2 separate regions of the Homo sapiens genome follow, and region 1 is linked to region 2. A link is a contact called in ENCODE Hi-C or POLR2A ChIA-PET data. All regions are on one chromosome and are shown on one strand. The core of a region is the stretch at or near the end of the contact, and the rest is flanking DNA. Distances in the headings are between cores, read along the strand shown. Region 1 overlaps ZC3H12D (zinc finger CCCH-type containing 12D). Region 2 has its middle 47 kb from the start of TAB2-AS1.

Region 1 (2,700 bases), core at 59-2,558, 260 kb after region 2:
GTAGGAGGCAGTGTTCAGTGGTGAGAGACAGGAAGGGAACCTGGACCCTGGCAGAGCTCTCAGTCGCCCTGGGAGCCCACTCCCCAGCACACAGACAGGAATGCACACACCAAAGGCATCCACTCATCTGCACGTTCCTTCACAGACTCAGTGCAATTCCTGAATATCTACTACAAGGCTCTGCACTGCATGCTAAGAAAAGACATCACCCCTGCTTCTTGGAGCTCTTTTTTTTTTATTTAAGAAATGGAGTCTCATTCTGTTACCCAGGCTGGAGTGCAATGGTACAATCATGGCTCACAGTAGCCTCAACCTCTCAGGCTCAAGCAGTCCTCCCACCTCAGCCTCCCAAGTCGCTGGGACTACAGGTATGCACTGCCACACCTGGCTAATTTTAAAAATTTGTTGTAGAGATGAGGTCTGGCTATGTTGCCCAGGCCGGTCTTGAACTCCTGGCCCCAGGTGATCCTCCCATGTTGGCCTCCCAAAGTGCTGAGATTACAGGCATGAGCCACTGCGCCTGGCCTTGGAGCTCATTTTTAAGATCTGTAGAGGGTTCTGTCTGCCAGGGCACTTTGCACGTTTTGCCTCATTTAATCATTACAAGAAGCCCTTGAGGAAGTGACCTTGTCCCCATTTTACCCTTGAGGAAACTGAAGCAAAACAATGTGTCCATCTCTCTGATCTAGGGGCAGCCCTCAAAGCCTGACCCCTTAGGCTGCAAAACTCTTCCTCCCTAGTCTCCCAAAGACCATTGATTCCCCCCAACTCCATCTATACCTCAGGATCCAGATGGCAGTTCTTTTGGAGGAATAGTAACCCACAGTTTAAATGCTCATGCTTAGAAAAGGCACCTCATGCCCTTATTAACCAACACTGTGAACCAGCTCATCAGGCAGCAAGCCGAGAGCCAGGCCCTGGGAAAAGGAGACAGGAGCTGGGAGTTTTGTTTTTGTTTTCTGTTTGTTTTTGAGACGGAGTTTTGTTCTTGTTGCCCAGACTGGAGTGCAATGGCGCAATCTCAGCTCACCACAACCTCCACCTCCCAGGTTCAAGCGATTCTCCTGCCTCAGCCTCCCGAGTAGCTGGGATTACAAGCATGCATCACCACACCCAGCTAATTTTGTATTTTTAGTAGAGACGGGGTTTCTCCACGTTGGTCAGGCTGGTCTCAAACTCCTGACCTCAGGTGATTCGCCTGCCTTGGCCTCCCAAAGTGCTAGGATTACAGGCATAAGCCACTGCACCCCACCAGAGATGGGAGTTTTGAATAACCAAAGGTACAAAGAGGAAGTGGGTTGGCACCCAAGGCAAATTTTGCCTGCCTGACAACTGTGCCTGGGGTAGCTGCAATCAGAGTGCCAGCCAGTTTCAGTAACTAGACAATCCAATTGTACACCACTGCATCTTTGACTATTGCCAAGTAGTTCCTGCAGAGGCTAGGGGCTCCCAAAGCAGTCACATATGGAGGAAGGTTGTGGCTATGGGCAGGAGGAAAGAGAGGAGCAATGATTCCTCAGGGGTCTGAGATGTGAAGGGAAGCTGCTCTTGCCACTCTGTTTCTTACTGGGGGTTCAATTGCAAACACTCTGACCCTTCTCACCAGGAGATCTCTCCCCAGCTCAAGGCAGGGGAAAGAGACCGTGAGCAGGGGCTGATCTGGGAGCTTTCGCCTTACAAGAAATGGGTGCAGACAGGCAGGAGCCCAAGGCTAACGTCAGACAGAACAGAGTCAGGGTCTCAGAAGCAGGTCTGACCCCCAGCCCGGTCATAAACCCCCACCATTCTCTTTCTTGCCTGCTGGGAACCCACTGAGGGGGGCATGATGAAAACTGAGAGGTATGATTTCAAGCCTGATCTCTCTCTTCCTTGGAGATCCCTTACTCCAGCACAAACCAGAGCCTGCAGAGTGTCCTGAGAGTGTAAAAATGTAAACAACAGCCAAAGCAAAAAGCCCTGTGCACTCCAAAATGAGGACACATTTACATGAAACCCTACTCTGGGGCAGTAAGAGGATGTGAAATTATCAGGTGCTTTCCCCCCAAGGTTGTACTTTGAATCCCGCCTTTTCTAGATTTGCCTACAGAATGTAAAACAGGCTGGGCACTTGTGAGTCTGCCCACCCTAGGCAAGAAAATGCTGCAACTCAGCCGGGAGCGATGGCTCAAGCCTGTAATCCCAGCACTTTGGGAGGCCGAGGCGGGTGGATCACTAAGTCAGGAGATCGAGACCATCCTGGCTAACACGGTGAAACCCCGTCTGTATTAAAAGTACAAAAAAATTAGCTGGACGTGGTGGCGGGCACCTGTAGTCCCAGCTACTTGGGAGGCTGAGGCAGGGGAATGGCGTGAACCCGGGAGGCGGAGCTTGCAGTGAGCCGAGATGGCGCCACTGCACTCCAGCCTGGGCGACAGAGCGAGACTCCATCTCAAAAAAAAAAAGAAAATGCTGCAACTGTTGGCTCGTGAGAATTCATGCTCTTCCCACACACCATGATGCCATTTTGAACACGCTTTCAATGAAAGCTGCCTTCTTTTTAAAAAGTTGCTGGACATTATTCTTAAAGCCAGGTATCTATGGACTCAGGTATTCAGCTGAATGACCCGAGCTGATGTCCCTCTCTTTCTCACGGAAACACACACACAGCCCTACCTTTAAGGTATGGAGACTGCACTGAGAAATCAGTCTTTGGGCTGCTAG
Region 2 (2,700 bases), core at 187-2,686:
AAAGATTTGACTGGGTCTTTGTCTAGCTAAGGAACAAGTGATTTTATATCAAGTCTTATTTCCTGGACATAGAAGGGGGAAGGTAGAGATGAAAGAGTGGAGAATTTTGAAGCAGGCATGTGAATAAAGAAGGTAATGGCACTACCCATTGACTAAGTAATTGCTTTACATGTTACACTGTGGATGGGGGAAATCCATGCAGAGGGTGTTTCATGTTAGGAAATATGCCACTCTTTCCAAATGTGATATTTTTGAGAATTACTGTGTGTTAGGCCATTCTTGCATTGCTATATATAAAAAAAAAAAAAACGAAAACCTGAGGCTGGGTAGTTTATAAAGAAAAGAGATTTAATTGGCTCACTGTTCTGCAGGCCGTACAGGAAGCATGGTGCTAGCATCTGCATGATGTCCGGGGAGACCTCAGGAAGCTTACAATCATGGCAGAAGGCAAAGGGGGAGCAAGCATCTCACATGGTGACAGTGGGAGTAAAAGAAAGAGTCAGGGGTTGGGGAGGTGCCACACACTTTTAAACAACCAGAACTCATAAGAACTCACTCACTATTGTGAGGACAGCACCAAGTCATGAGGCATCAGCCCCCATGGCTCAAACACCAGGCCCCACCTCCAACACTGGGGACTACATTTCAACATGAGATTTGGGCAGGACAAATATCCAAACCATATCCTACTGTTCGTTCTTGGGAGATGTGTGAGTGCATTTGATCTATTATTTTTAATCCTCACTCCTACTCCTGCTGTCCAAGACCAGTAAGAAGGAGGAGGCTCATCTACCCCTCCACATTGGCAGAGGGCATGGAAGAGACAGAGCTGAAAGGGCTCAAGACTGCTCTGAACATTTATAGTAAGCCCAGGCATAGCTGCACAGGGTAGATAAGTAGTGCTGGAGTGATTAGAAACTTTCATCTACAACAGCACAGCATAGTTTTTAAAAAAATACATAGGCTTAAGAAAAAGATAAACCTGGGTTTCAGTCTCAGCATTGCCATCTACTACTTGTACTTAAATTCTCTGAACTTCAATCTCCATTTCTGCCAAACAGAGATAACATTTAGTCAACACAGTTTTCATGAAAAATGAGAAAATACATGCAAGGAATTTTATAGAATGTCTTGCACGTAGGAGGACCTCAATAAAACACATCCATTGCTGATGAGGAAATAGGTCAAATAAGGCTCTGCATATCTGGATATAAACAAAAGGTGATTGAGAGGGCTTCTTAGATATTTGTAGGTTTTTCAAAGCACTGACTTGCTTACTACTCCTGCTTTTCTTCCAGGCAGTCAAAGCATATTTCCTGACAATTGTACTGAGTGTTTTAAATAGACTGACAAACAACAGAGACAATCCCATGCAAAGCCAGCCTTCTCAGACCAGCTTGTTGCTAGCTGTGGTTGCAGGGAGCAGATTTAGATGAGTCATATGTTGTAGAAATGGGCAGAAAAGGACTGGAGTCCTCGAGACATAACCCCAGATTCAGAGTGTGACACTAAGTCTGGGGCTCTATTTGTAGTGGGTAGATAGCAGGAAGGTGTTATCCAGACTGTGGCCCAGTGAGGGGACCCAGAGTCCCTAGTCATCTGTTTCCTAATCTCCAAATTGCACTGTCCCTCCTGGAGTCATGCAGACAAAATGGGAAGGGCCTAGGCCAAAGAGAGTCAAAGAGTGAAGAAAAATGGTTAAGAATCTCCTAGGAAGCTTAGTAAACTTCTAACATCAACATTAACAAAATGTTTAAGAGAATGATAATTACAGGTGTCACAGGGCTCACTGTTTGCCTCATAAATAGGGCTAGATTCAACGTGTCTGGCATGTATCTGGAAAACTGGTGAGGTGGACCTGACAAAAGTCTCTTGGATAAAATGTATTCTAAAAGTGAAGAAAATGAGAGACAGATGACTTGACTTAGTCATTGTAGGAGGAAGTAAGTCTGAGTACAGCACTGTGTTCTCACTAAGTTTATCTACCGGTTGTGCCCAGCAAAAACGGAAGTAACGCCGAACTACAGGTGGTCCCTGATGGCCTCAGACAGACTCAGCAATAGGCATGTACAGGGTGAGCAGGAAGGAATACCTGGCAGAAACCTAGTACCCCATGGAGGGGCCTGCCACAAAAGAAGAGAACAAATGAGCATGACATTTGAGAGCTGTAGATGATCAGACTTGTTCAGTATTGCATGGGAGGCATCCTATAGAGATGCCCCATAACAGGACCTGTACCACTGGGCAGCAAAAAGAGATAGGGAACCGTGGGAGGCTATTGTGATCACAACCACTGTTTACTCATAGGCGAATGTGGCCTTGGGAAATGCCAGCACATGAGTAAATGACCATAAATGGTCATTCTTTTGACTGCTAGCTGATGGTTGAAAGCCTCAAAGAAATATACTATAGTCCACAATAACAACTAAATGCAAAGACCTCTGGAAATTTCTACAGATGTATAGACTCTGCTGTTAAGTCAAAGCAGACCTTTGTCTAGACAGCTCTGAGATAGATAACTCTTCTATTTCCTTCTGGCGTCTGCTATCTCTGGGGACTTATAAAGGACCTTGTCTTCCCTGATAAGGTGATATCATTTGATTTATGTATTAATTGGGTTGGGATAGGCTTTGTCAGTAACAGTTTTCTAAAAAAAAGAAATCTCAATGGCTTAATGCAATAAAGACTTACTTCTTGATC

What was found. Hi-C counts contacts between places; a loop is a spot of excess contacts on that map. ChIA-PET counts read pairs that join two places held with the same protein, here RNA polymerase II (POLR2A). Pooled maps may share reads with other maps.
Region 1: a loop to region 2 is called in a map with no recorded cell type, with 3 times the contacts of the local background. The contact joins two enhancer-like sites. A Hi-C loop is called at or near these places in 2 of 37 single-sample maps with no recorded cell type and 4 of 50 pooled maps. POLR2A ChIA-PET finds 5 or more read pairs at or near these places in 3 of 52 experiments (CD8-positive, alpha-beta memory T cell, HEK293 and WTC11).

The regions. Positions count from the first base shown.
Region 1 is chr6:149,467,028-149,469,727 of GRCh38, forward strand. The region is part of intron 2 of ZC3H12D (zinc finger CCCH-type containing 12D); the gene reads right to left. Among named protein-coding and RNA genes, the nearest start is that of ZC3H12D, 17 kb to the right of the region's middle. Within about 2 kb of position 1,309, at least 4 of the 41 ENCODE cell types and tissues checked have a DNase peak (open chromatin) inside an H3K27ac peak, as active enhancers do.
Region 2 is chr6:149,209,140-149,211,839 of GRCh38, forward strand. No RefSeq gene overlaps it. Among named protein-coding and RNA genes, the nearest start is that of TAB2-AS1, 47 kb to the right of the region's middle. Within about 2 kb of position 1,437, at least 5 of the 41 ENCODE cell types and tissues checked have a DNase peak (open chromatin) inside an H3K27ac peak, as active enhancers do.